Linked DNA regions of Homo sapiens: region 2 is linked to region 1. Evidence: chromatin loops called from intact Hi-C (ENCODE). Cell type or tissue: thyroid gland. All regions are shown on one strand. Links, peaks and the distances in the headings refer to the core of each region. The heading gives the core; the rest is flanking DNA.

Region 1 (9,000 bases), core at 1-5,000:
GGAGACTGAGGCAGGAGGATCCTTGAGCCCTGGAGGTCAAGGCTGCAGTCAGCTGTGATTGCACTACTGTACTCCTGCCTGGGCAAGAGCAAGACCCTGTCTCAAAAGAAAAAAAAAAAAAAAGTGGCCTGGGGGAAACAGGACAGTCATATACCCCAAGAATGGAAATTTTCATGCCACCCCCCTTCCTTCCTTACAAATTCTAATGCTGATTGCATGAACGAGGTGTTGAGAGAGACTTTTCTTCATTTAGACATTTGCCCTAGTGAATGAGGGAGCAAGAGAATGCTAAGAGGGATGAGAGAATATATTTCTGGCTCTAGGACTTTGACATCCAGGTAATTGAATCTGGGACATTCTCATTAGGTTAGAAAAGGAAAGATGAGAAAATCACTAGCAGGATATGCAATTCCAGAGACCATCTGCTCCAAAAATTAGTTTTGTTTCTCATTGCTCCTTATTCAGCGACAGTTATTTCAATAAGCTACATTATTTAGCAGAGTCTGAGAGACAAAGGCTGTGAAAACATGTATTTATGATAGAAAACAAACTCAGAAAAATATAATAGATAGTTCACTTTTTATCTCATTCACATTCTATAGCTGGAGAACTCAAAATCCCATTTAGATATTTCTGCTTATCCAAAAGCACACTGGGTGAAACTAAACCACCAAATGGGAGAAAATGTTCATTGGGTGTGTGTGGCTTCACCCAGTTTATTTACCTATGGAGTGGAAGTGTAGGGAGAAATAAGGTCTGCTTATAATGGTCAAGGTCTATGGAGAAGCCCTGAAGTTGCTCTCCCCAAATCACAAGTCTGATTCAAGAAAAGGAAACAAAAATGATGAAAACATCTCATCACACAAAACTCAGTGATGGGGTCTCTGACAGTCACCAGCCAGCAGGGGAAAAGGAGAAATCCACCTGCCGGCTTTAAGATTTATTGAAGGCTGCCAGCACAGCCCAGATCATTTCTGTGGCACTAGGCTTTGTCCCTTCCACTTCAGGGTCCAGTTCTACTAAGTCCTTGGCTCGATTCATTGCCACATCATACTTGTCATCTGTCAGAGAGGAGAAGACATTCTCTAGCACATCAGAGGAGTGGGCTAGCACCAGGAGTGCTAGTGTTCGCTTGTCCATACGCTGAGGGTCATTTACCCACCGCTCTAGTACACTATCTTGAAGTTTTTTCACTAGTCGCTGTTTCTCTGTTGTATTGGTCACTGGATGAGTAGTCATGTCAAATAGCAGGAAATTCTGCTTCTCAGTGGTTAGAATACCTTTCTCTACTAGGTTCTTTGCGATGCGCTCTCGTACATTTCTCAGCTGGTACTGTAATTTGAAGGGGTTCCAGGTCTCACCTATGAGAAAAAAGAAATAGGACATAATGAACTGAAAGAGAAAAGCAAAATGAAACATGTAGTTGTTTGGAAACTTGAATGGCTAAAATGTTTAAAAGCATAATCTTCATTCCTCAATTCATTTAATCCTTAGTCCTTTATAATCTGGCTTTGACTCCAACCACATTTCACATTAAACCAGCTTCAAAAAATGTCACCAAGGACTTCCATATTGCTAGAGCTTATAGACTTTATTTCTGTTCTTATGTGACCTCTGTGACACTGTAATTATTTATGTATTTTTCAAATTCTATTTAGGACACCAGTCTCTCCCAGATGATTTCTACTCTATATTGTGGAAGTTCTATTTGCTGGTGAAGCTAAGAGGACTGAGGTTCCCTACCCTATTTGTAGAGCAGAAGCTCTATCCCAGGCCTGGTAGGCTGACAATATTTAGACTTCAATTGCTCCCATTCCAGCTTGTTCGTAGATTAGAGATTCTGCAACAGAAAAGGCAAGTCAAGAAGACCAGGGGCTAACACCTCTTTCCCCCAGCACCTACTCATACAGCAGGTGGGTATCACTGTAGGAGAAGTGGGCCCTTGTGCAGAAGTTCTGCCCAGGAGGGAAGGAAGGCCTGAAGAATGAAGAGCTCCAAAGCTCTGCCTGAGAGGACTGACTTTATTTGGAACACAGTGTGGAGAATTCTATGCCTAAGGGTGTTGAAAACCATAGAGATCTTGGTGGAGAGCAATTACAAGGTGCTGCTAGCTCTATGGCACTGGTATGACAAACCCAAATGGCAAAGCCTCCAGAAGTTTAACAGGCAGAACCAGAGAAACAGAAAGCCAAGAAAAGTCCTTCTGGAATCATGACCAACACTGGGGGTTGGGAAGACTGTGTGCTTGCACCAGGCTGCACCCACTCAGGAGCAATCAGAGCAGGACGTGGGGCTTGACTTGAGAGTATTCCCCAGACCACACATAGATCTATCAAAAAAGGGTGGATGCTTCACTGGCACCAAGGGCTAAAGCACAACCACTGAACCAACACTGGCTGAACAATAAGCTACCCTAACTCAGAGGCAACTCCTAGAAAGCTAAGCTTAAAAATAATAATAATAGCCGGGTGTGGTGGTACACGCCTGTAGTCCCAGCTACTTGGAGGCTTAGGCAGGAAAACCCAGGAGGCGGAGGTTTCAGTCAGCTGAGATTGTACCACTGCACTCCAGCCTGAGTGACAGAGTGAGACTTCATCTCAAGAAATGAAAAATAAAAAATAAAAATAAAATTAAAAAAATCACATACATCCCTGGTGTATGTCCAAGGATGTACTCTCTCCGAGAAGAAATCAGAGAGGGAACTTCCAAGCTGCTAGTTCCTCACTGAATGTGGGGCAAAATGTAAACTCCCTGATTTGTGATGGCTATGTCAAAATCACACACACATATCCAACAGTAAAGGATAAAAAAATTTAATTGGCTAAAAGGTCTTAAGCACAACCTTTGACTAATAAGTGGCTTCTACTGACCCACTGGCAACACACAGGGAGTTAGGCCAAAAGATAAAAACAAGAAAATATGAGCAGTGACATCAGAGGCTGCACACTACAAGAGAAACAGACTTCAGAGAGCTGCTGCAGGCAAGTCACTAAGGAAACAAATTACCAAGCAAACAACACAATCAACCTCTAGTGGGAAGGAGAAACCAGTATAGCAGGTGTCCCCAACCCCTGGACCATGGACTGGTACTGGTCTGCAGCCTGTTAGGAACCCGGCTGCACAGCAGGAGGTGAGCCATGGGTGAGTAAAGTTGAGCTCTGCCTCCCATCAGATCAGCAGTGGCATTAGGTTCCCACAGGAGTGTGAACCCTATTGTGAACTGCACATGGGAGGGATCTAGGTTGCATGTTCCTTGTGAGACTCTAATAAATGCAATGCACTTGAATCATACCGAAACCATCCCCCCGTCTCCCACCCCAGTGGAAAAACTGTCTTCCACGAAACCTGTCCTGGTGCCAGAAAAGTTGGGGACAGCTGCAGTGTAGTATCCAGAGTTGCACAATTATCTAAAATGTCCAGTTTTTGACAAAAAAGTATGAAGTATACAAAGAATAAATTGTGACCCATTGACCCATTCAGAAGAAAAAAAGCAGGCAATGGAAACTGCCTTTGAGAACGCTAAAATGTTGGACTTTACAAAGACTATAAAGCAGCTTTTATAAATATGTTCAAAGACCTAAGGGAAACCATGACTTATCATATAGAGAATATAAATAAAGACAGAAATTATAAAAAAGATCCATTTAGACCAGGTGCGGTGGCTCACGCCTGTAATCCCAGCATTTTGAGAGGCTGAGGTGGGTGGATCATTTGAGGCCAGGAGTTCAAGACAAGCCTGGCCAACATGGCGAAACGCCATCTCTACTAAAAATACAAAAATTAGCCAGGTATGGTGGGCACCTGTAATCCCAGCTGCTCAGGAGGCTGAGGCAGAGAATCGCTTGAACCTGGGAGGTGGAGGCTGCAATGAGCTGAGATAGTGCCACTGCACTCCAGCCTGGGCAACAAAGCAAGACTCCATCTCAAAAAAACAAAAACAAAAAAACCATTTAGAAATCCTAGAGTTTAAAAGTACAACAGACTGGGCATGGTGGCTCACGTCTGTAATCCCAGCACTTTGGGAGGCTGAGGCAGGCGGATTACTTGAAGCCAGGAGTTTGAGACCAGCCTGGCCAATATGGTGAAACCCTGTCTCTACTAAAAATACAAAATTAGCCGGGTATGGTGGTGTGTGCCTGTAGTTCCAGCTACTCAGGAGGCTGAGGCAGGAGAATCACTTGAACCCAGGAGGCGGAGGTTGCAATGAGCCAAGATCACACCATTACACTCCAGCCTCAGCGACAGAGCGAAACTCAAAAAAAAAAAAAAAAAAAAAAGTACAACAAACAAAATGAAAAAATCACTCAAGGGATCCAACAAGAGATCTGAGCTGGCAAAATAAAGAATTAGCAAACTTAGAGATCAAAGAAATTATGTAATATGAAGAACAAGGAGAAAAGAGAATGAAGAAAAATGAACAGACTCAGAGAAATATAAAGTATCATCAACTTGATGAACATACATAAAATGGAAGCACCAGAAGGAAAGGAGAGAAAGAGGCAGAAAAAATACTCAAGAAAGTAATGGCTAAAATCTTGCCAAACGTGATGAAAAACACTCAACCACACATTGGAGAAGTTCAACAAACTCCAAGTTGGATGAACACAAAGAGACCCATATCCAACATCATAGTAAAAATGTTGAAAACCAAAAATAAGTGGAAAATCATGAAAGCAGAAGAGAAAAATGACTTATCACATCACAGTGGAACTTTGTAAGCTTAATAACTGACTTCCCATTAGAAAAAATGCAGGCCAGAAGAATGAGTAGACTTATTCAAAGTGAGGGTAGAAACTATTAGCCAAGAATCTTATAACTGGCAAACTATCTTTCAGAAATAAAAGCAAAGCAGGTGTGGTGGCATGCACTTGTAGTCCCAGCTACTCAGGAGGCTGAGGCAGGAGAATCACTTGAACCCAGGAAGTGGAGGTTGCATTGAGCTGAGATCGTGCCACCGCACTCCAGACTGGGTGACAGAGTGAGACTCTGTCTCAAAAAAAAAAAAAAAAAAAAAAAAAAAACCCTAAAAAAAACAAAACAAAAATGAAGGCAAAGAAAAATTTCTAAAAAGGAGAAAAAATAAATACATTCCTAGATCTGAAAGAGTTCACTGCTAGCAGACCTGCTTATAAGAAATATTAATACTAAAACTAAAGGGAAGTTGTTAAGGCTGAGAGCAGGACACACTAGACAGTAATTTGAATCCACGTGAACAAACAGTAAAAGTAATTATGTAAGTAATAAAAAAGATGGTATAATTGGATACTTCATCTCAACTGATTTATAAAGCAATTGCACAAAACAATATTTATATAATTGTTATTGTTGAGTTATAATTTTTAACTTTTTAAACTTTTGCGCAAGGTTATAACACATAGAAATGTAATAATAGCACAAAGAAAGAGGGTGGGAAAAAAGTTGTGTTGAAGTAAGGAAAATGACAACAGATGGTAACTTGAATCCACAGGAAGAAATGAAGAAAACCAGAAATGGTAAATAAGGAGGTTAATATAACAAACTCTATAAGTATATATTTGTGCTTTCTTCTCTTCTTTAATAATTACAACAATGAATTGTTGAATTTGTAACACATAGAGATGTAATACGTGTAACAATATTGGCATGGTGGGCCCATGCCTGTAATCCCAGAACTTTGGGATGCCAAGGTGGGCAGATTGCTTGAGCCCAGCAGTTTAAGACCAGTCTGGGTAACATAGTGAAACTTTGTCTAAAAAAACAAAACAAAACAAAAAACAACAACAACAAAAAACCCAAAAGCCAAAAAAACAAAAAAAAAAAAAAAGAAAAGAAACATATAGCAATATTAACACAAAAAGAGGGAGAGGGAATAGAGTTATATAGAAGTAAAGTTTCCTTGGAATTAAACTTGGTATAAATCTTTTTTTTTTTATTTTTTTTTTTTTTTGAGACGGAGTCTCACACTGTCGCCCTGGCTGGAGTGCAATGGCATGATCTCAGCTCACTGCAACCGCTGCCTGCCGGGTTCAAGTGATTCTCCTGCCTCAGCCTCCTATGTTAGATTTACTGGAGAAAGACTTGAAAGCAACTTTTTTTTTTTTTTTTTTTTTTTGGAGACAGGGTCTTGCTTTGTTGCCAGGCTGGAATGGAGTGGTGTGATCTTGGCTCACTGCAGCCACCACCTCCCCAGCCCAACTGATCCTCCCATCTCAGCCTCCTGAGTAGCTGGGACTATAGGCATGTACCACCATGTTCAGCTAATTTTATGTTTTGTAGAGATGAGGTCTCACTGTTGACCAGGCTAGTCTCAAATTCCTGGACTCAAGTGATCTTCCCACCTGAGTGTCCCAAAGTACTGGGATTACAGGTGTGAGCCACCACACCCACTACAACTATCTTTTGTTTTTTTTTTTGAGATGGAGTTTCACTCTTGTCACCCAGGCTGGAGTGCAGCGGCACAATCTTGTCTCACTGCAACCTCCACCTCCCAGGTTCAGGTGATTCTCCTGCCTCAGCCTCCCAAGTAGCTGGGATTACAGGTGCCCACCACCACGCCCAGCTAATTTTTGTATTTTCAGTACAGACGGGGTTTCACCATGTTGGCCAGGCTGGTGTTGAACTCCTGACCTCCAGTGATCCACCTGCCTTGGCCTTCCAAAGTGCTGGGATTACAGGTGTGAGCCACCGCACCCAGCCACAACTGTCTTAAAGATGCTCAAATATTTAAAAAAATGGATAAAGACAGGAAAATAATGTAGAAGCAAAATGATAATATCAATAAAGAGATAGAGAAAGGGACCAAAAGGAAATTCTGGAGCTAAAACTTATAATAACTGAAATAAAAAAATATACTAGGGGGGCTGGGCATGGTGGCTCATTCCTGTAATCCCAGCACTTTGGGAGGCCAAGGTGGGTGAGTCACTTGAGGTCAGGAGTTCAAGACCAGCCTGGCCAGTATAGGGAAACCCTATCTCTACTGAAAATACAAAAATTAGCTAGTGTGGTGGTGGGAGCCTGTAATCCCTGCTACTCGGGAGGCTGAGGCAGGGAGAAGTGCTTGAACCTAGGAGGCAGAGGTTGCAGCGAGCCAAGATTGTGCCACTGCACTCCAGCCTGGGAGGCAGAGCAAGACATTCCGTTTAAAAAAAAAAAACAAAAAAACAAAAAACGAAAAACAAATTTGAAGAAGCAGAAGAAATAATCAGCAAGCAGTTCCCTGTTAGGATACACCCTCCAGATCAACAGGGAAATATTATGGCTACATTTGAGCCTTTTCCTTTTAAATTTGGGAAACGCCATGAGGGGCCCGTCTGGGCCTGTTCCAAACCGGGGCATTTCCAGCTTAGGCCATTCCCTCATCCCTGTACAATATCTGTCCCCCGCCATAGCAGGTAGTGCCGCAGTAGATTTATGCTGCACAAAAGCTGTGAGCCTTCTGCCTGGGGAACTCCCGCAAAAGGTCCCAACAGGAGTCTGTGGACCCTTGCCAGCGGGAACGATAAGATTACTTCTAGGAGATCTAGTTTAAGTTTAAAAGGAGTACAAATACATACAGGAGTCCTTGATTCAGATTACAGTGGGGAAATTCAAATTGTTATATCTACTTCTGTTCCCTGGAAAGCAGAGCCAGGAGAGCGTATAGCACAGCTCCTGATTGTACCGTATGTGGAAATGGGGAAAAGTGAAATTAAATGAACAGGAGGATTTGGAAGCACAAATAAACAAGGCAAAGCTGCTTATTGGATGAATCAAATTACTGATAAATGTCCTACCTGTGAAATAACTATTCAGGGAAAGAAATTTAAAGGTTTGGTAGCTATAGGAGCAGACATTTCAATCATTTCTCTACAGCACTGGCCGTCTGCGTGGCCAATTCAACCCGCCCAATTTAACATAGTTGGAGTTGGTAAGGACCCTGAAGTGTATCAAAGTAGTTACATTTTCCATTGTGAAGGGCCCAATGGACAACCTGGGACTATTCAACCAGTTATAACTTATGTACCTATAAATTTATGGAGAAGAGATTTATTACAACAATGGGGAGCACAAGTTCTAATTCCAGAGCAATTATATAGCCCTCAAAATCAACATATGATGCATGAAATGGGGCATGTCCCTGGTATGGGACTAGGAAAAAATTTGCAAGGTTTGAAGGAACCACTTCAAGTGGAAAGACAAAGTTCCTGCCAAGGTTTAGGATATCATTTTTGATGGCAGCCATTGTTAAGCCTCCAGAGCCTATACCTTTAAAATGGTTAACAGATAAGCCAATTTGGATAGAACGATGGCCACTAAGTAAAGAGAAACTAGAGGCTTTAAAGGACTTCGTTAATGAACAATTAGAAAACGGACACAGCTCCAACATTTTCCTCTTGGAATTCTCCAGTTTTCGCAATTAAGAAAAAATCAGGTAAATGGAGAATGTTAACAGATCTTAGAGCCATCAATTCAGTTATACAACCTATGGGAGCATTACAGCCAGGACGGCCTTCTCCTACTACAATTCTAAAAATTCGCCTTTAATAGTTATAGATTTAAAAGACTGTTTCTTTATTATCCCCTTAGCTGAGCAAGACTGTGAATGGTTTGCATTTACAATTCCTGCAGTAAACAACCTGCAGCCTGCTAAGCGTTTTCACTGGAAAGTGTTGCCACAAGGCATGTTAAACAGTCCAACAATTTGCCAGACTTATGTAGGGCAAACAATTGAACCTACTCGTAAAAAATTTTCACAGTGTTACATTATTCACTATATGGATGATGTATTTGTGCTGCCCCCACTCAAGAAATATTACTCCAATGTTATGATCACTTGCAAAATTCGATTTCTCGTGCTGGTTTAATTACAGCTCCTGACAAAATTCAGACTACTACACCTTACTCCTACTTGGGGACCTTAGTAAATGACACTACCATTGTGCCACAAGAAGTAGCCATACATAGGGATCAATTGAAAACATTAAATGACTTTCAAAAATTACTAGGGGACATTAATTGGATACGACCTGCTCTAGGCATCCC
Region 2 (10,560 bases), core at 3,268-8,267, 180 kb before region 1:
CTGGGTGACAGAGCAAGAGCCTGTCTCTTGAAAAAAAAAAAGGAAACTATTAGTAGGGATGAATTATGTGGCTAGGGAACTTTTTTTGGAATGAAACATGCCGATTTTTTTTTTTCTTCAGAAGGATCATAACTAAAGTAAACATTATTTCAGTTGTTTGGATATTACTGAATATTGGATAACAATAAAGACCATCCAACATTATTTAGAAATAAATGGCTTTAAAATGTTACAAGGATGGAGGGGACTTGAAATTCTTTAGGCCAAATCTGTTAGAATATGGGTTAAAATTGAAATTTTGAAGAAATGTTAATTGAAATATCACATGAAGTATTTTCTTTAATCATATAATTACTAAGGAACAATGTTAGTGTATTCAGTGACTAAAAGCTATAAATTTGGGTGAAATGTATATTAAAAATTTTTTTAATTAATTTATTTTTAAATACAGAGACTCACTTTGCCACCCAGGCTGGTGTGCAGTGGCAGAGTCATAGTTAGTTTACTGTAACCTTGAACTGGGCACAAGTGATTCTCCAGCCTCAGCCTCCTGAGTAGCTAGGACTACAGGCATGCACCATCATGCCCAGCTGATTTTTAAATTTTTTTTAGAGACAGAGTCTCTCTGTGTTTCCCAGGCTGGTCTCAAACTCCTGGCCTCAAGCCATCCTCCTGCCTCTGCTGCCCAAAATGCTAGGATTACAGGCATGAGCCACCGTGCCCAGCCAAAAGTCTTCATTTGTGACCAGAAATTGGGTAAATTTTTAAAAATATGATTGAATTTATAGAACCTTCTGTTATCTTTTTGTCAAATATTTTTCTAAAAAATTTTCTACAGGAGCAGTTTGCTTTGTTGAACTTCAGCCTTTGCCCCAAAGAATTCTTTCTCAGTGCTTCTGAGAAAGTTTTGACTGTCAGTGAACACAGTTAAATTCCATCATTGTCAATCTGGACTAAATAATCCTTGGATTTTCCACACTATAAAATGGGGATTGTGTGTTTTCTTGTGAAAGGACCAGTGTCCCTGGTGGTCTGTCTTTGTAAGTCTTTGTGGTGTATGTTTGTTATAGCTACATTTTACAACCAAAACGGATGGTTGAAAGCATTGTTTTTCAAAAAGTAACAACAGTCTACCAAGAGGTGCTTCTTGAAAAAGGTGTTTGCTGTTCAGATAAGTTTCTGAAATTTGCATTTGCCTGTCTCCCGCTTGAAAATAACAATGTATATTAACTTATTAGAGATAATAAGTTTGAAGGTTGAAGGTTGGTTTGAAGGTTGGACAGGAAAGGTAGAACAGATCTGTTTGCATTTAGAGAAACACTTCCACAGATCAAACATTAAGAAATACTGGCTTAAAGTGTTGTTTTAAGAATAACTTTGCCTCCTTTCTTTTCCTGCTTTGCCTAACTTAAACTATGAATGATTCTGACATTAAAATCTCCCCCTTCCTGTTGCCTTTTATTGTGCCATGTTGGGCTGATTTCTGGACTGTACTGGAAACATTTCAGTGATTTGCTCTTTATTGATAAAATAGGCCCTGTATTTTCTGTGACATTTAGCCATTGCTTGTTTGGTCTGGATTCCTTTTGGCCTTACACTTTGTCTATCTGGTTCCCACCAAAATGAATGAGAGTATCTGATTAGCCTACATTGTTTGCATTGTATGATAGGGAGTTGTTCTTTTTAACCCCTCTAATCTTTGTTTCTACAGGCCTGTCATCTTTACTTCAGAGTGTTACTGGGAACCCAGTTCCAGCCAGTGAAGCTGCCTCACAGAGCACTTCAGCCTCCCCTGCCAACACCACAGTCTCTACCATAAAGGGAAGAAATCTGCCCTCCAGTGCCCAACCTTTTATTCCCAAAAGCTTCAACTATTCTCCTAACTCATCAACTTCTGAAGTCTCTTCAACTTCAGCCAGCAAGGCCTCAATTGGGCAAAGCCCAGGGCTCCCAAGCACTACTTTTAAACTACCTTCCAACTCTTTGGGGTTTACAGCTACCCACAATACTAGCCCTGCTGCCCCACCTACTGAAGTTACCATCTGCCAATCTTCAGAGGTCTCCAAGCCAAAGCTGGAGTCAGAGTCCACCTCCCCAAGCCTGGAAATGAAGATTCACAACTTCTTAAAAGGTAATCCTGGTTTCAGTGGCTTAAACTTAAACATCCCAATCCTGAGCAGTTTGGGGTCCAGCGCCCCATCAGAGAGCCATCCCTCAGACTTCCAGCGTGGCCCTACTAGCACCTCAATCGACAACATTGATGGAACCCCTGTACGGGATGAACGGAGTGGGACACCCACCCAGGATGAGATGATGGACAAGCCCACATCCAGCAGTGTAGATACTATGTCCCTGCTTTCTAAGATCATTAGCCCTGGTTCCTCAACACCCAGCAGTACAAGATCACCACCCCCTGGGAGAGATGAAAGCTACCCCCGAGAGCTCTCCAATTCTGTATCTACATATCGACCCTTTGGTCTGGGCAGTGAATCTCCCTATAAGCAGCCTTCTGATGGAATGGAGAGACCATCTTCCCTGATGGACTCTTCACAGGAAAAGTTCTACCCAGATACTTCTTTCCAAGAAGATGAGGATTACCGAGATTTTGAGTATTCAGGGCCTCCACCCTCTGCCATGATGAACCTAGAGAAGAAACCAGCCAAATCTATCCTGAAATCAAGCAAGCTGTCTGATACCACCGAGTACCAGCCAATTCTGTCCAGTTATAGCCACAGAGCCCAAGAATTTGGGGTAAAGTCTGCCTTCCCTCCATCTGTAAGGGCCCTCCTGGACTCTAGTGAGAACTGTGACCGTCTCTCATCTTCCCCTGGGCTATTTGGTGCCTTCAGCGTAAGAGGGAATGAACCTGGGTCTGACCGGTCACCATCACCGAGTAAGAATGATTCATTTTTCACCCCTGACTCCAACCACAATAGCTTGTCTCAATCTACCACTGGGCATCTCAGTTTGCCACAGAAGCAGTACCCAGACTCTCCTCACCCAGTCCCACATCGTTCCCTTTTCTCTCCGCAGAACACCCTTGCCGCTCCCACGGGTCACCCACCCACGTCAGGCGTGGAGAAAGTCCTGGCCTCCACCATTTCCACCACGTCGACGATTGAATTTAAGAATATGCTTAAAAACGCCTCACGTAAGCCCTCAGATGATAAGCATTTTGGCCAGGCTCCCAGCAAGGGCACTCCAAGTGATGGTGTCAGTCTCTCAAACCTCACCCAACCCAGCTTGACCGCCACTGATCAGCAGCAACAAGAAGAGCACTACCGCATAGAAACCCGCGTCTCCTCCTCCTGCTTAGACTTGCCTGATAGCACAGAAGAAAAGGGGGCCCCTATAGAAACCTTGGGTTATCACAGTGCATCCAATAGGAGGATGTCAGGGGAGCCGATCCAGACCGTAGAGTCCATCCGAGTTCCTGGGAAGGGAAATAGAGGACATGGGCGTGAGGCTTCAAGGGTGGGTTGGTTTGATCTGAGCACATCAGGTAGCTCTTTTGACAATGGCCCTTCAAGTGCCTCTGAGTTGGCATCCCTTGGGGGTGGGGGCAGCGGAGGCCTCACTGGCTTTAAAACAGCACCATACAAGGAACGGGCACCTCAATTTCAGGAGAGTGTCGGCAGCTTTCGTTCCAACAGTTTCAACTCAACATTTGAGCATCATCTTCCCCCATCCCCCTTGGAACATGGGACACCCTTCCAGAGAGAGCCAGTGGGGCCATCATCTGCCCCACCTGTCCCTCCTAAGGATCATGGTGGTATCTTCTCTCGAGATGCACCCACTCATCTACCCTCTGTGGATCTTTCGAACCCCTTCACAAAGGAGGCAGCCCTGGCCCATGCTGCCCCACCCCCTCCTCCTGGAGAGCACAGTGGAATTCCTTTCCCTACCCCACCTCCTCCTCCCCCTCCTGGGGAACATAGCAGCAGTGGTGGGAGTGGTGTCCCCTTTTCTACTCCACCCCCTCCTCCACCCCCTGTTGACCACTCTGGAGTTGTACCCTTCCCAGCCCCACCACTGGCAGAGCACGGAGTGGCAGGGGCTGTGGCAGTATTTCCCAAGGACCATAGTTCCCTCCTTCAAGGGACCCTGGCTGAGCATTTTGGGGTACTCCCAGGACCCAGGGACCACGGGGGCCCCACCCAACGGGACCTCAACGGCCCTGGCCTTAGCCGTGTACGAGAGAGCCTCACCCTACCCTCCCATTCTCTGGAACACCTGGGCCCACCCCATGGAGGAGGAGGTGGGGGAGGCAGCAACAGCAGCAGTGGCCCCCCCTTGGGTCCCTCACACAGAGACACCATCAGCCGGAGTGGTATAATCTTACGGAGTCCCCGGCCAGACTTTCGGCCTAGGGAACCTTTTCTCAGCAGAGACCCATTTCACAGTTTAAAGAGACCCAGGCCACCTTTTGCTAGGGGCCCTCCGTTCTTTGCACCAAAACGCCCATTCTTCCCTCCCAGGTACTGATGGAAACCAAGGGAAAGGCATTTTGAACAGTCTAGAGAACATTGGAAGTAGGAGTTTGGTTTATTGTTGTTGTTTTTATTTGTTTTCTCTTTCTCGATTTTTTTTTTATTATAACAAAGGGCCTCTCTTCCAAAGTAAGAAATCACATACGCTTACGTTTTACTATTCAATTCAATCCTCCCTCCCATTGCACTTATCTACCTTCCCCAAGTTGTTTGTATTAAAAAAAAAAAAAAAAAAAAAAAGTAAAGAAACACAACCAAAGCCATTTCATTTGGCTGGGGGGTTGGGGAGTGGGGAGGAAAACAATCTTTATTTTACCCCATCTATTGAAGAGTATTATTACATTTGAAATAAAACTTCCATCAGTACAGATAACCACATGTGCAATGTTGGGATGTTATTTTGGGCTTGGCTTATCGAGTAGTCAATGGAAGGATTCCCGTCCCCTCTCTCGGCAGCTTAGTAACTGCTGTAGCCAGCTCGGCTCCCTTCCCTGTGTATCTGTGTCCTGCTAACAGCCAAGAGATGTTGCAAGGGAGGAAATGTGAGAGACCTTGAACCTGTCAGGTTTATTTGTTTTGTTTTTAAAGGCATGTTGAAGTTTAGTTCTTTACCCTTCTCCTAAAATCTTTTTTTAATCAGCCTCAAGGTTAAAATAAGGAGTGACTACAGTATGTAAAATAAGGAAAGGAAGCATTAATGGTGTGATGTGACCTGCCTGTTTTTTTGTAAACAAGAGAATAGGAAATGTTTTCAAGGTAGTTTCACATGTCTTGCACCAAGCTCATGCCTCTTGCTTTTCCTTTTTGACTTTATCTCCCTCAGTTTTTCTTCTGCTGTGGCCAGAAAGACAGTCACTACAGTTGACTATTGATACAAAGGTGCAACAGAAATATTATCCCTGCATTTTTAAATATAAGAAGTAGACATTAATTTTACCATGGTGCCTCCCTAATGTAAGTGATATTTATTGGTGGTTTTCAACAAAGGTTAACTATTAAAGAAAGAAATATTTGTCTTTATCTTCCTTTTCCCCTTGCCTCAGTCGTGTTATTCACCCCTATTCTTGATATTTTAAAGGAGGAGATTCAGTAGCATTTTCCTTTATATTATACACATGTGTCTATCCCATTTCAAGGCTCAAGTCTTACCCCCACCTCTCGCTCCCAATAGGAAATAAAGACCATTTCTGCCCTTAGTTGTTTTACATGCAAGATAAGTGCTTTCCTTCTCCCTGGACTGAAAGACTTGTTTGTATTTCTACATCTAGTACTTGGGAAATAGACAATCACTGTACTTTGAGTGTTTATATCTTTATATCTAGGGACACTGAAAAGTAAATGTTGCTTTACTACAATTTTTTTTTAATTTAGTGTCTTACCCCAAGGCATACTCAACTGATAATCTCCAGCTAGATGAGTAAAACAGTATGTGTTTAGTTTTCCAGAGAATTCTGGCAAGTTTCATATTTTCTTCCAAGTTAGTATAGAACTAACTATAGGAAGTATGGGGTTGCTTTTTCCTCCAGTAGAATATTAAAGATGGGGGAGGGTGGGCAATGTAGTGACAGAAAATGATTCTCTCAGAATGAACTTTTCAGAGAAAGAGCAGCATAAACCAGGTGCACATCATGATTTGGGAGTTTTTGCGTAATTTATTCTGTTATTTATTTGGGCTCGCCATGTGTTCTGGGGTTAGGATGCTGCAGGTCATTCATCTTCTTAATGCCTGTCTGGTCTTAAGCCAACTGTTCTTTCTTTCCTCGACCCTCTCTGCCCTGTAGCTCTCCCCACAAAAATGCATGATACCATGACCTTACGTGTGGGATGGGGTATGTAGTGTAGCAAAGAAAAGAAAGTATAGTTATATTGAGTCCTAAGACATTTGTTAGGGAAAAGCATAAGAGAAAATGGGGTGGGAGGTGGGGAAATGATATTTGACTTTCAAAATTGAAATAGGTTTTTTTTTTGCAGAAATTAAATGGGATGTTTTTCATTCTAGAATAAAAGAATGTGAATTCTCTTTGCTGCTCTTGTTTAAGCTAAAAGTAGTGTTTACTTGATAAGGCTCTCTGACCATTTAATTTTTATCAGAAAATGTGGGGATGTCAGGAAAGTGGCTTCCTGAACGTTGGGGCGGGATAATTGTCCTCAAAAGTATGATGGTTAATACATGAAAGGAAGACTTTGTTGGACAGTTTCGAAGGTGGGCTTTTAAGGAGTTGGGTTTTTGTGGGGTACTTTTTTGTTTTTTAAGCCACAAAATCCTCAATATGTTTGTTTTAGGATGGAAGTGAGGATTTGTATGAGACTGTCAGCTATTAATTTTAAGGAAATCTTAAAATTTACATTTACATCAGTAAATGAAGATGACAGTGTGTATATATGTGATAAATAGTGAAACAGAAAAGACAGTTCTGGTATTCATAACGTGAAAGAAAGGGGTTTTATTCTTTCTGTGTCTGTGATTTAAAACTCCGTGACCATGCTCTGACTTTTGTATTTCAACCTGAGTTTAAACAAATAAACAAGATATTTTTTAAAGAAAGCATAACATAGTGTGTCTTAGCAAGGACATGATTCATATGGAAGCAGAATGTGAGAAGTTGTAAGGTCCTTGGTACTCACTGTAAAATCACAGACAGAGAATTGGTAGGGGTTGTGAATACACTAGTACCACTTAAAGTTCAGTGATACAGTTCAGAAATAGGGTCCTTAAGTATTTTGAAAGAGTTTACTCTTCAGTCAGCTTAGATGAGAGCTCTCTCCCTGCTCCCCTCTACCCTCTCAAAAGTTGAGAGTAAATAGAATTTGGTTTGATTCCAGGGAGGGGAAAATAAGCAGAGAATAGGACTTTTATACTTTCCAATACCAGGAATAAAATGTTTGTGATATATATGGGTCCAGCAAACCTATCGAGATAATGTGAATACGATAAACTTCCTAATGGCAGGATATTCACTCTCAATCCTGAAGTTACCGGTTCCTGCAGAATTGAGCTTCAGCTGTTACTGTTTTGAAGCCGCTGTAAATTACTGCTTTCCCCAGTTCCCCCACTATTTTTTTTAAGTGGGCGGGGGCGCCTGTTAAGATCTAAAATAGATATGTTGGATTGATATTCTCACGTGTTCGGTGTGGAAAACAAAACAAGTACATGCTTTAGAAGCAACAACAATGAAATCCTTTTGAAATGTGTGTTAATATCGTTTAATAAAATAACTAGTTTGAAAGGTTTGACATTTTTCTTTGAGACGGGCTTGGACCAGGGGCCCCTGGCTTCCTAGTGAGTGCAAATAGGAGGGAACTTCTCAGGAGCTGAAACCGCTGCTTTGTGGAGCAGGCCTGTGGTTGGAAAACCTAAGTTTTCTCTAGCAAAGACCCAGCCTGACTGTCCAGGGCCGAAGGTGAAACCAACTAGAGAATGCAGAAGGAAAAGCCTGGATATATCTCAGAAGATATGGTTGTATTGGCTTTTGGTCCAAGGGTATGGGGGTGGGAGTAGTGGTGTGTGCGCCCACACATTTCTCAGGCACACACAGAGATACCACAGACCACCCACTTCGTAACCACTTGCACTTTACTCTCTTCCAGACGTTCCTTTTTTTTTTAATCCCTTTGTCCCCATTATTTTGTTTTCCAGTTTAATAAAGTATGGTTTCCTTTGTTGTGTGGTTGACTTTTCCCCTCCTGTTGATCTTTTCCAGATGTCCCCTTTGACTTCTGCACTTAATGTCACTGAAGGCAATCTGAGCCTCTTAAGATCTTTATGGCCTTGTGGGTTTTCTGTTTGATCCTTTGTGTAATTGAATTTTGGAAAGGGATAATGGGTCGGGTGAGTTCTAGATGTTCAGGGAGTGGTTGGTGAAGTGGGATATACTGTATTAATAATTTTTTGTGCATGTCTTCAAAAGGTTGTGCAACTGTGAGCCAAGAAGCATTTTTAAAGCAAGCATAGAATTGGGGGTTTGGGGTGGTAGCAGGGATCCTTCTGGCCAATTATTTGCCCACATCTGCCCTTACTGCATATTGGCAATCTGTTGTGCAGAAGCCACACTTAACCCTTCTGTCTTACCCCATCCCTTGTTCATAACCCAGTGAGGCTGGGTTGGAATGCTGGCTGTAAGGGGTAAAGAGGGATAGTCACTGCATCTGGGCCAGGCCTGGGTCACTGGCAGGGTAGAAGGCTCTAAATAGCAGCCTTGCTTATGTGAAGGTACGTACATGTGTCACCAGACACTTAAATAGCAGTGGCCTGGGAACACACCCAGCAGGTAGGGTGTACCACTGTACTGGAATCTGGCTCACCCTTTTTTTCCTTGTCTCTTGGGACCTTGACTTGCCCACCTGATTTCTATATCTACCCCTAAAGAAGCAACAGCTTTGAGACTTCCTCATAAGGTTTTCTGGGCATGTTATTCATAATTTCCTCTGCCTAATTTTTTTTTTTAATGTAAGCCAATCTTGTGTAGCAGGGATGAGTTATTCCTTCATGTATGTAGACGTAGCAATGCAAACACAATCAGAATGGGTTTTGGGGTATTGGGGCGTTTCTCATACTTGTTTATGAGTAACTGTATGGACAAGTCCGGTCAGCTGCTGTTCACAATTGCTAAGTAATAACTCACTGAGGCTGCATAGGCAAGGCTACGAGAGGGTCATCAGTAAGAGAGATATTGGCCCTTAAGTAAACATCCTGTTCTGTCTTCCCCATGTAGAAGGAAATAGAAGCACTCTAAAGCAAAGAAGCAAGTGCAGTGTAAAACTATCAGTTACTTTTAATTAATTGCTGGGGAAAGAAAGGAGAAGCCTTTGCTTAGTTACAAGTTTGAGGGGAAGAGGATAAGAAGGCCAACATCTATGTAAAAGTTGATCATTGCAGTTACAGTCAACCCTCCTCGGTATCCATGAAGGATACCAGGTTCCAGGACCCCCATGGATACCAAAATCCACAGATGCTCAAGTCCCCTACATACAATGGCATAGTATTTGCATATAACCTACACACATCATCCAGTAAATTTTAAATCATCTCTAGATTACTAATACCTAATACAATGTGAGTGCTATGTACATAGTTGTATACAGTATGTTTTGAAATTTGTGTTACTTTTAATTTTTTTATTACCTTTTCCTGAATACTTTTGTGGTTGGTCGAATCCATAGATGCAGAACCCCCAGACAGAGCCAACTGTACATTTCCTTTTTTAAATGTTACGTTTTTCTATCCTTTGTTCACACCTAGGGAAGAATCAAAAATTGAGAATACAGATATGGGTGGAGGGGCTAGTGAATTCTTCAGTGCCAACTGAGGAAACACAAATACAGACTAGGCGTGGTGGCTCACGCTTGTAATCCCAGCACTTAGGGAGGCTAAGGCGGGCAGATCGCTTGAGATCAGGAGTTCAAGACCAACCTGGACAATATGACAAAGCCCTGTCTACTAAAAATACAAAAATTAGGGCCAGGCGTGGTGGCTCACGCCTGTAATCCCAGCACTTTGAGAGGCCAAGGCAGGCGGATCACGAGGTCAGGAGTTTGAGACCAGCCTGGCCAATATGGTGAAACCCCATCTCTACTAAAAATACAAAAATTAGCTGGGCGTGGTGGCACGCGCCTGTAATCCCAGCTACTCAGGAGGCTGAGGCAGGAGAATCGCCTAAACCTGGGAGGCGGAGGTTGCAGTGAGGCAAGATCGCACCACTGCATTCCAGCCTGGGTGACAGAGCAAGACTCTGTCTCGGAGTGGGGGGAGGGGGGGACATTAGCTGGGCATGGTGGCACGCACCTGTAATCCCAGCTACTTGGGAGGCTGAGGCAGGAGAATCGCTTGAACCCGGGAAGCAGAGGTTGCAGTGAGCCAAGATTGTGCCATTGCACTCCAGCCTGGGTGACAGAGTGAGACGCCGTCTCAAAAGGAAAACACAAATGCAGGTTGCAGGTTTTTGTGTTTGACTTGAGAGTTGGCTAAACCAGTCTACCCTGGACATGTTCAGGGTCATGGTAAATTGGATATTCCAGCGATCTTCCTTCCTCATCCCCATTGTGTCCCCTTATTTTCGAGAATTACTCATAT

What was found. Peaks named below come from ENCODE experiments on the same cell type or tissue, not always from the same donor. Only the 100,000 strongest peaks of a DNase experiment are listed, where the experiment ranks them.
Region 2: it touches region 1 in a loop (2.4-fold over the local background); 1 of 110 quality-filtered maps calls a loop at or near these places.

Annotation. Positions count from the first base shown.
Region 1 is chr1:150,647,388-150,656,387 of GRCh38, forward strand. It overlaps GOLPH3L (golgi phosphoprotein 3 like), which reads right to left. Exons shown (of 5, transcript NM_018178.6): 5 at 1-1,361. The coding sequence ends at 934. Among named protein-coding and RNA genes, the nearest start is that of ENSA, 22 kb to the left of the region's middle. In thyroid gland, for the core only: no CTCF peak of the experiment used is centred there; DNase peaks (open chromatin) are centred at 2,264 and 3,064; H3K27ac peaks cover 3,247 bases.
Region 2 is chr1:150,468,850-150,479,409 of GRCh38, forward strand. RPRD2 (regulation of nuclear pre-mRNA domain containing 2) reads left to right here. Exons shown (of 11, transcript NM_015203.5): 11 at 1,712-7,717. The coding sequence ends at 4,485. Among named protein-coding and RNA genes, the nearest start is that of TARS2, 13 kb to the right of the region's middle. RefSeq lists an enhancer at 3,635-4,147. In thyroid gland, for the core only: no CTCF peak of the experiment used is centred there; no DNase peak of the experiment used is centred there.